2 separate regions of the Homo sapiens genome follow, and region 2 is linked to region 1. A link is an interaction called in ENCODE POLR2A ChIA-PET data of the cell type or tissue named here. Cell type or tissue: GM12878. All regions are shown on one strand. Each heading gives the region's core, and the rest is flanking DNA. Links, peaks and the distances in the headings are about the cores only.

Region 1 (5,369 bases), core at 80-5,079:
CACATAGGCCCCAGTCCCTCAGGTCACCCCAGGCCAACCTTGGCTTCATCCAAGTAAGATATGACTATCCTTGAGTTTGGAGACACTAGGGCCAGTACCCTGACTTTAGCTCTTAGCTCTCAGGAGGATCAGTTATGCTTGAGACTGTAGTAGGGTTGGAATTTTGGAGGCCCAGATGCTTCAAAGACTAGAGACTAACAAATCCTTTTTATTATTCCCACATCAGAGAAGTTATCTTTGAGGAGGTTATCTTTGAGGTCCTCCCAGAGAGCAGCATCCCTGGTGAGTTCACCCAGGCCCACCTGGGCTGGAGTAAGTCAACTTTTGGGTTTTTAGGCTTAGTATCTGTGGCAGTGTTACTCCCTCTACCCAGAAGAAACCCTGTGCATAGTCCCATAATATAAAGCTGATCTGCTCCAGCTGAAATAGACCCAGAGTGAGATTTCATTTGGGGCATAGGTGGAAAGCACAGGTGTTCACAGAAAGAAGGAATCAACACAGAGCAGCATAGAATCTTTGTGCATTGCTCACCCTACACCCTCTCCCTAGCTCAGGGAAGCTATCTTTGGCTATGAGCAGGGTCTGTCCTTGCGGTGGCTGGCCCAGGTAGATTCCAGCTCTATGCCTAAATCAAGAGTAAGGCTCCTCGGTCAACAGGAGTCAAAAACAGCAGCCCTTACTTGAGCTCTCAGCCCAGGGAGTATTCCTTGGTCCAAATGCAGCCCAAGACCCACTACTCACATGGATTTCTAGAGTTCAGAGGACCCCCACCACCACCACCATTGAGGAATACACTGTGGTGAGGATGATCTTCACCCTCAGCCCAAGAAATCCACAGGGCACTGTTCACTACTACTCCCAGCCACTACTTGTGAACCTGCTCCCAGCCTCTCCCTTCCCCACTGCCTTCCAGGGGCTCCTCCCCAGTAGGACAGAGGAAGCAAAGGCGAGAGGGTGGCCAGAGGCTTTGCAGGGTGATGTTTATTTGCCAGGTTCAGTAGGCACACAGTTAACCCACCGACCTTCACACACCAGAGCAGACCCACAGGCATGCAGGGAGAAGGGCAGGACCACCACGGAGTGCCGAGCAAGGGCGAGGACCAATGTGGCTGCCTATCCAGGCTGTGGTAGGGTCTGACAAAGGGCACCTGTCAGGAGCCTCCCTCAGGAAACTGGGGAGTTTAACCCTACTTCCTCATCCCAGAAAAAGCAACTCAATGTGGCTCTGAGGCACCTGGGCCTCTGATAGAAGTGAGCTGTAGAAAGAGGGAGTTCCTCTTCATTTCATTGTTGAACTGAGCAGAAAATCTGCCCCTGTAAAGGGCAAACCTCCAAATCAGATTATGAGTTATTGCCATGCAGCAAGCCCCCTAGGGTGGAGAGGACTTGTGGGCTGAGATTGTAGGAGGTGGGCATCTAGGAAGAGCAAGGAGGTATCAGCCCTCCCTGTTTGGCCCAGGGTAAGGACCCAGTAAGGCTGGGACACTGGGTGCTGGGCTTGTACTCTGCCCTGCCAGGTCTCATTGCCACGTCCTAATTGTTCCTCCTTTCCCTTAGAGGCTCATGAGGTTCAGGGTACAGGGCAGCCCACTGCAGGACTCGGAAAGGCAGGAAATAACACAAATAACAGGGTCTTAGGAAGGACAAAAATGGAAGCTTCTGCCCTCCTACTCATTCTCTCCACTCCTGAGGACCTCCACAGCTAGTGAGCAGTATCCCTAGCCATGTGCCAAGTCTGGACTTAAACATACTGCCCTACCTTTCTGCATCCTCTATACCAGCCTGTATCTGCTCCTAGAGCAGCCCACACACCACAGGCACACACCTTCATGTGCAGGAGCCTAAGACCGCTGACAGGGCCTCGCTGGAGGACCAGCTCTCAGGGCAAGGCCGCCCAAGTTTAGGGCCTGGGAGAGTGTGGGACCTGCAGGGCCTGCCTAGGGGAATGGTGAGGCAAGAAGGGAAGGGGAAGGAGAGCAGGAGCCCCCTGAGTATCCCTAGAGCAGCATCCCACAAGGAACAGAAACTGGTGAAGCTAGCAAAAGACAGAAAAGCCACAAGGAATCCATGCAGGGGCTGGGGCCGGCCCTGCCACTGGCCTGCCCACCACTCACACACATACACACAGGAGACGAGACTGCTCTCCCGTGACCCCTAGTTATGCCCCACTGGGATGTGGGGGCATGGGGGAGCGAGGGCATCATGCCAGTGACTCTATGTACAGTGAGAAGCCCCTCATCCACTCTCCCACCCTCCTGCCCATCCCCTGCCCCCCCTCACCAGGCTGCCTACTCAGCTGGCCTCCTCCCTTTGAGACTCCTGGGCATAACCAGCAGCCTCTTCCCCTTTACTAGAGGGTGGAGCCTGGCCTGTGGCGCCCTCTGGGGCTGTGCTGTCCGGCTGGGCCATAGCCGGCTCAGGGGTGGCAGCTGCCTTGGTGGCCAGCATGGCACTGCTTTGGGTGGTGGGCACAGTGCTCTCTTCTGTGGCTGGTGTGGCTCTCCCATCAGTGGCTGGAGTAGCGCTCCTGTCAGTGGCTGGGGTGACACTCCCATCAGTGGCTGGAGTGATGCTTCCATCGGTGGCTGGGGTGACACTGCCATCAGTGGCTGGGGTGGCACTTCCATCTGTGGCTGGGGTGGCACTACGGTCTGCGGGGGCCACATTATCACTCTTTGCAGCACGAGCAGCATCACCCTCAGGGGCTGAGGTAGCTCCACTCGCAGCTGCAGCTGTGGCCCCACCTGCAGCCCCGGGGGTGGCAGTGTCTGTGGCTGAGGCCGACTGGGCTGCAGCCGTGCTGGACTGCTCTGGTGCCCGGAGCCGTTTCATGAGGGTGGTCACTCGGACAGCCTTCTGAAAGGAGCACAGTGGAGAAAGGCTAAGGGTGAGGCTTGCTGGATCCATTGCTTGGCAGTGACCAAACCAAACTCCTTCCATAGTACCCCCGGCCACCTCCATCCACCCCAGGGCCAAGTACTCAGCTGCTCAGCACTCCTACTTAAGGTAATCACAGTGGCTACACCCACACCTGATGGCCTGAGAAAAGCTTGTGTGTGGCTGCAGGGGTGTGATGCAGGCAAGAAACTGAGTGCCAGAAGCAATACTTGGGATAGAGCCAAGAAGGGAGTTATCCAAGCCTTACCTTCCACTTGGCCCTGGCAAAGTTCTTTTCAATCTGGGCACAGACACCATCCTTGATGTTCTTATCAGAAGCAGCATTGCCAGAAATCCTGGAAAGGGTGCAAGTGTGTCTGGATCTGAGAGAATGAGCCTTTGTGGAGACTCTGCTCAGCCCTTCTATGTGGCATCCAGGGACTACCAGGCAGAGCCTCTGGGCTGCCCTGAGCTCTAGGTACCTGCACCCCTTCCAGGCCTCAAAGATGGGGCTGCTGGGTGTGAGGGGGACCCTGGCCTCTCCCACCCTCCCCTGGACCCTGCTCACCACTCATGGGAGATGGCCTCTTCTGCAGTGATCCGCTGGTCTTGCTCCACCTCCATCAGCCTTGTGACCAGGTCTTTGGCTGTGGACAAAACCAAGAAGGGGATAGTCATGGGCACCCCATCTCAATGTCTAGAGGTGATAAATGGGCTGGGGGACAGAAGCAGAATACCACAGAGGAAGATGAGAGCAGGACACCCTCCCCACTCCCTTGCGTTCTACCAAGTGCTGGGCAGGCACCTCCTCACCTGCCTGCGAAATATCATCCCAATATGGAGAGTCAAACTCATAGTCACCAGCCAGGATCTTGCGGAAGAGATTCTTATCATGGTTCTCATAATCATCTTCTTCCACCTCCTCATAGAAAGGTGGATTGCCTGAAAGCCTGCATGGGGGAAGGGTCACACAGAAAGGCCACAGACACATGCCCCCACCCCATCTGACTGCAAGCCTGCTTGTCCATCTGTCCACTCACAGGATGTACATGATGACTCCAATGGCCCAGCAGTCCACAGGGCGTCCATACCGCTGCCGGCCTACCACCTCTGGGGCTACAAACACAGCGCCCATCTGCTGGTCAGTATCAGGCCTAGCCAGGTCCAGTACCATCCACACCAGCTTCCTGAGATGAGCACATTTTCCCCCTGCCCAGAGCAGCTCCCTGAAGGCTGCCCCCCATTATCCCCCTGCCCCTGCCCCACCCCCTGCTTGCCCAGATACTCGGGGGTCCCACAGGGCTCCTTGATGAGGCCATTTTCTAGCTTAGCCAGATGGAAGTCACTGATGACAATCTTCGAGTTCTTCAGCCGGTTGTAGTAAACCAGGTTCTCCAGCTGTGGTGTGAGAATAGCATGTGGGTGAGCAGAAGACACCATGAGGACCTTGGAGGCTAGACCAAGGCCCTGAGGTGCTGCCCACCCCAGCACCAGCCCAGCTGCCAACTGGCCCTTTGACTCTGGCTCTGCCCTCACCTTGAGATTCCTGTGCACGATCTTGAGTGAGTGCAAATAGGCCACGGCCTCCAGGACTTGCCGTACCACGTTGCTTGTGTCTCGCTCCGAGTAGTAGCCCTGGTCCAGGATCCAGTCAAACACCTCCCTCCCCGTGGCCCTGAGGGACACCAGCCCCTGAGCCTGGCGTGGGCAGAATCAGGGGTAGGGCAGGAGCACTTGGGTGAGCTGCCTACGCCAGGCAGCTGGCTGAGCAAGGCACAGGGACCTGGGACGCCAAGGGTCCAGAAAGGGGGTTTCCTTAGCTGCAGAGGGTGGGACAGGTGAAAGCCCTGGGCGCTGGGGAATCTTGGGTCCCCAGACCCACACTCACAGCTCCAGGAAGATAAAGTACTCCTTGCGGGTCACAAACACATCCACCAGCTGTAGGATGTTGGGATGCTTCACCCTGGCGACAGGGAGGGGAGCCAGTAGTTAGGGCTGGATGAACCCCTGGGAGAGGCTGTGGTCACCACAGTGGCCACAGCAGACTAATTGGCCAGAGGCTGGGACTGCCTGAGGCCACTTGCCCTCTAAGCCCTTCCCTGCTGCCTCCCACCCCGCCCCAATCCCAGGCCTCAAACTCACATCTTGAGGATGCCTATCTCGTTCTTGGCAGCTTTCCGCACCTTGCGGCCGTCCCGCTTCTGGAACTTCTTGCAGGTGTGCAGCTTGCCTGTCGTCTTGTCCTTGGCCCGGAAGATTTCACAAAACTCCTCACTGCAGCCGACAGGCACCCACTCAGGCCTGGCCTTAGCATCAGCTGCACTCCACTGCCACTTCCCTAGCCCCTGCTCACCAGCCCACCCAGCCTTGCCTGACAGGCCCGGCACTCACGTCTTGATGACCTGTCCCAAATCATATCTGTCAGTCACCTCCGATGGCTGGTTATAGTTCTTCTTGTCGCCCAGAGTCACACACCCAAACGGCATTGCCAG
Region 2 (5,369 bases), core at 105-5,104, 370 kb before region 1:
CACTTCCCTTCGTAAACTTGGGAGGGCTTGGGACCTGGTGGGGTATGTGTTTTGAATCATGCTGTCTGGGGGATTAGTGCCTGGAATCCAGATTCCTACTGGACAAAGCGCTGGGGTTTGAGGTAAGTGGGGTGGGGTAGGGGGAGGGTTATATAGCTGTCACAGATTACAGAGCTTACCTGCTGACTGCTTCACAATTGTTGGTACATACACCTGCTTTGGCATGGACGTCCTGAGAGGGGGCTTGGACCATGACCCGTGTTCCTTTCTCTTACCACTTGTTTTTTTCCATTTTGGCTGGGCGCGGTGGCTTACGCCTGTAATCCCAGCACTTTGGGAGGCCGAGGCAGACGGATCACGAGGTCAGGAGATCGAGACTATCCTGGCTAACACGGTGAAACCCCGTCTCTACTAAAAATAGAAAAAATTACTGAGGTGTGGTGGCAGGTACCTGTAGTCCCAGCTACTTGGGCGGCTGAGGCAGGAGAATGATGTGGACCCGGGAGGTGGAGCTTGCAGTGAGCCGAGATCGCGCCACTGCCCTCTAGCCTGGGCGACAGAGTGAGACTCTGTCTCAAAAAAAAAAAAGTTTTTTTTTTTTATATAACTTTAAATTTACAGAAAAATTGCAAGAATAATTCAAGAAACTCCCAAATACTCCATCTAGAGTCACCATTTGTTTGCATTTTGCTGTGTTTGCTCTGTCATTCTCTTTTCTATCTATACCTTTTTTTCTGAACCATCTATGAGTAATTGACAGAAATCATGCCTCTTTATTCCTAATTTTTTTATTCTTTTATTTTTTTTTTTTGGGACAGGGTCTTGCTCTGTCACCTAGGTTGGAGTGCAGTGATGAGATCTTGGCTTATTGCCACCTCCGCCTCCCAAGCTTGAGCGATCTTCCTGCCTTAGCCTCCCGAGTAGCTGAGACTGCAGGTGCAGGCTACCATGCTGGCCTAATTTTGTATTTTTTTGTAGAGATGGGGTTTCACCATGTTGCCCAGGCTGGTCTCAAACTCATCAGTGCAAGCTATCTGCCCTTCTCAGCCTCCCAAAGTGCTGGGATTACAGACATGAGCCACAACCTGGCCTACTCCTAAATTCTTTTTTTTTTTTTTTTTTTTTTTGAGACGGAGTCTCACTCTGTTGTCTTGGTTGGAGTGCAGTGGCACGATCTTGGCTCACTGCAACTTCTGCCTCCCAGGTTCAAGCGATTTTCCTGCCACAATCTCCCTGAGTAGCTGGGACTACAGGCGCGCACTACTACGCCTGGCTAATTTTTGTACTTTAGTAGAGACAGGTTTCGCCATGTTGGCCAGGCTGGTCTCGAACTCCTGACCCAGGTGGTCCGCCTGCCTCAGCCTTCCAAAGTACAGGCGTGAGCCACCACGCCTGGCATTTTTTTCTATTTTTAATAGAGATGGGGTCCCACTATGTTGCCGGGGCTGGTCTCAAACTCCTGGGTTTAAGTGATCCTCCTGCCTCAGCCTCCCGAAATGCTGGGATTACAGGTATGAGCCACCGCTCCCAGCCAAGTTGTTTTTTTTTTTTTTGAGACAGAGTCTCATTCTTTCGCCCAGGTTGGAATGCAGTGGCGTGTTTTTGGCTCACTGCAGCCTCTGCCTCCTGGGTCAAGCAGTTCTCCTGCCTCAGCCTCCCAAGTAGCAGGGATCATAGGCACCTGCCACTATGTCCTGCTATTTTTTTTTTCTTTTTTTTGAGACGGAGTCTTGCTATGTTGCCCAGGCTGGAGTGCAGTGGCGCGATCTTGCTCACTGCAAGCTCTGCCTCCCGGGTTCACGCCATTCTCCTGCCTCAGCCTCCCAAGTAGCTGGGACTGCAGGCGTCCGCCAACACGCCTGGCTAATTTTTTGTATTTTTAGTAGAGATGTGGTTTCACTGTGTTAGTCAGGATGGTCTCGATCTCCTGACCTCGTGATCCGCCCGCGTCGGCCTCCCAAAGTGCTAGGATTACAGGCGTGAGCCACCGCGCCCGGCCTGTCCTGCTATTTTTGTATTTTTAGTAGAGACGGGGTTTCGCCACATTGGCCAGTCTGGTCTCAAACTCCTGACCTCAAGTGATCCTCCCGCCTTGGCCTCCCAGAGTACTGGGATTACAGGCGTGAGCTGCCTCGCCTGGCCCCAAGTCTATTCTTTTTTTTTTTTTTGAGACGGAGTCTCACTTTGTTGCCCAGGCTGGAGTGCAGTGGTGAGATCTCGGCTCCCTGCGACCTCTGCCTCCCGGGTTCAAGCAATTCTTCTGCCTCAGCCTCCTGAATAACTGGGATTATAGGCATGGGCCACCAAGCCCAGCTAATTTTTGTATTTTTAGTAGAGACAGGGTTTCACCATGTTGGTCAGGCTGTTCTCGAACTCCTGGCCTTGTGATCTGCCTGCCTTGGCCTCCTAAAGTGCTGGGATTACAGGCGTGAGCCACCGTACCCCGCCTGGCTCCAAGTCTATTCTTAAGACCACAGAACTTTTGATTTAAGATTCACTGGACAGATACATAACAATACATAAAATAAATGTTTTATTTACAAAATAAGACCTTTAAGTAGTTAGCTGCCAGTTGAAATAATGATTTGGACTGGATGTGGTGGTTTATGCCTGTAATCCCAGCATTTTAGGAGGCTGAGGTGGGAGAATTGCTTGAGCCTAGGAATTTGAGACCAGCCTGGGCAACGTGGTAAGGCCCCATCTCTACAAAAGATAAAAAATTAGCCAAGTGTGGTGGTGCCATGTTTGTAATCCCAGCTATTTGGGAGGCTGAGGTAGGAGGATCAATTGAGCCTGGGAGGGTGAGGCTGCAGTGAGCCATCATCGTGTCATTGCACTCCAGCCCAGGTAACAGAGTGAGACCCTGCATCTTTAAAGGAAAATTTAAAAAGAGATAAATGCAGGAGATCTTCCATCTTATCAAAAGGGTGCTGTTATAATTTATATATTTTTAAGTACTGGATGGGGAGGTGGAGTAGCAGCTCCAAGGTACTTTTCAGTGGTGGCCTTAATCTGCTGATGCATGGAAGGTGTGTTCTTCTTCCAGATAGCCCTGGGATCTCCTGAATTTCCAGGTTGGGCTACTCAGGCATGGATTGACTCCTACAGTTCAGGCGGATGGAGATCCCACCAACCCACAGCTTAATTCTTCAGATGCTTTATCTTCATTTCTCATGTATCTTCAGTTGGCTTCTAATGTGAGCACATAAATGCCCTGCAGAATTTCTTTCCCATCTTTGTGCAAATCATTATTTTTATTCTTTTTTTTTTTTTTTTTTTTTTTGAGACGACAGGGTCTTGCTCAGTCACCCAGGCGGGAGTGCAGTGGCATGATCATGGCTCACTGCAACCTCAACCTCCCAGGCTCAAGCGATCCTCCCACCTCAGTAGCTGAGTAGCTCAGATTATAGGCATGCGTCACCACACTCAGCCAATTTTTTCATATTTTGTAGAGACAGAGTCTCCCTGTGTTGCCCAGGCTGATTTCAAACTCCTGGGCTCAAGCAATCCATCAACCTTAGCCTACCAAAGTGCTAGGATTACAGGCATGAACCACTGTGCCTTGCCTGCTTTTCATTTTTAATCCTTGGGTTCTAAAATGCAAGAATTAATTTCCAAATAATTAGTATGGAATGGAATCCCACTTTTTCCTGTGTGCTGAGAGAATGATCAAAGATCACAGAAAAGAGATGGAGACAGAAGAAGCTGAGAGCAAGGGCATCTTTAAGGATTTCTTCAGTCTTGTTAATCTGGGTGTAAATTCTGTGTGGCTGACAGCCTCTGAGGATCCCTTGAAGTTTTGAGGAGGAGGAAAGCGCTTGAGAGTAATGGATTTACTTGATTTTACTTTGTATAGAAGAGCCTGAACTGGACATATCTCCAGGTATGTGCTGTGGTCTTTAACAAGCAGCCCAACATCCTTTGCTGGGGAAGGCCAGCAATGTGGGAGCTAGTGGGGCCTAGCCCAGGAGCCTTGCGTTCACCAGGTCACTGGGAACTGGTGCTTTCTGATGCACCTCTATGCAAGCCTGATTCTGAAGTCAGATGTGGTGGGCATCCCTGTCCATAGTGTTGGCCTGGCCCACCATTTCACTGGTCATAGAATGGCTGTAGCTTTGCAGAGCAGGGATTGCGAGAATGGAAGAATGTCTTTTGGCTCTTCTGCTCTAGCTTTTGGAAGTACGTCAGAGAAGTTTGTGATTTTTTAGAATTTGTAGCTGTGGCAAGGCTGAAGCAGGTAAAAGGGCCAATTAGAACCATCTGTGGGAGGGAAGGAATTCTGTTAGCAGGAAGGAAAACCTGAGCAAAGGGAGTGGGTGGTAGTTTTGTCTTGTTCTTTTATAAACACAGTGTGTTGATATGGCAGTTCCTGGCATGGGTGAAATATTTTTGATGGTTGAGCATTAAGAATGTAGCCAAAAACAAGAATGTGGCTAAAAGCAAGTCACCACTTTAAACACTGAAGATTGAAGCATTTGCCTAGATAAATATTCTGCAGTGAATATGCCAGAATTCCCACATACCTGTTTGGCTCCTGAGGCATTGTGCTTAGGGTCCCAGGCCTTTATTACAGGGGCTGCTGGCAGGGTCAAGGGCTGGGTTGCCTGGAGCTTCCCTGACATTTCGCCTCACTCCTCTGTTTTGGAGTCTAATTGGCCAATTAGGTCAGAAAGGCCACCAGCCAGCACACTTTTTCTAAATTTAATTCATCATTGCTAGATTAGCATATTAATTTTGAGCTATGGCACTTATTTTTAATCTTTCGTAGTGTAATGGAAAAAATACCAGAAAGCTCAGCATTGAACTTCAAAGTGTGAAATCAAGTGATCATTGCCTTTATGCTTGGTGAATTATTATTATTATTTTTTTTTTTTTGGAGACAGAGTCTTGCACTGTCATCCAGGCTGGAGTGCAGTGGCGTGATCTTGGCTCACTGCAACCTCCGCCTCACAGGTTCAAACGATTCTCCTGCCTCAGCTTCCCGAGTAGCTGGGACTACAGGTGCCTGCCACCACGCCCAGCTAATTTTTGTATTTTTAGTAGAGACGGGGTTTCACCATGTTAGCCAGGATGGTCTCGATCTCTTGACCTTGTGATCCACCCGCCTCAGCCTCCCAAAGTGCTGGGATTACAGGTGTGAGCCACCGGCGCTTGGCTGCTTGGGGAATTATTTAGGGGATTTAGTGGAATTTCCTTTCCTGTACTCTGTGGGCATCTGCTGAGTACCTGCTTGGTGCCAGGCATCTACTGGGAGAGAAAGCAGCAGAGTCAATGCTGTCAAGACCCCTGCAGTGGACCTCTTCTCCCCCTTTTCTCTCAAGGGAACCATTGGCATCCAGCCTTGACCCCCAGTAGACACTGATCATCCA

Evidence for each region. Peaks named below come from ENCODE experiments on the same cell type or tissue, not always from the same donor. Only the 100,000 strongest peaks of a DNase experiment are listed, where the experiment ranks them.
Region 2: POLR2A ChIA-PET joins it to region 1 with 8 read pairs; 2 of 35 experiments call an interaction of 5 or more read pairs at or near these places.

Annotation. Positions count from the first base shown.
Region 1 is chr3:49,857,026-49,862,394 of GRCh38, forward strand. It overlaps CAMKV (CaM kinase like vesicle associated), which reads right to left. Exons shown (of 11, transcript NM_024046.5): 2 at 5,269-5,369; 3 at 5,020-5,151; 4 at 4,766-4,840; 5 at 4,414-4,552; 6 at 4,155-4,275; 7 at 3,918-3,993; 8 at 3,691-3,827; 9 at 3,446-3,524; 10 at 3,146-3,233; 11 at 964-2,856. The coding sequence starts at 5,363. The coding sequence ends at 2,293. Among named protein-coding and RNA genes, the nearest start is that of TRAIP, 3.1 kb to the left of the region's middle. In GM12878, for the core only: no CTCF peak of the experiment used is centred there; no DNase peak of the experiment used is centred there; H3K4me3 peaks cover 70 bases; H3K27me3 peaks cover 176 bases.
Region 2 is chr3:49,489,777-49,495,145 of GRCh38, forward strand. All of the region lies in intron 1 of DAG1 (dystroglycan 1), which reads left to right. Among named protein-coding and RNA genes, the nearest start is that of DAG1, 22 kb to the left of the region's middle. In GM12878, for the core only: no CTCF peak of the experiment used is centred there; no DNase peak of the experiment used is centred there.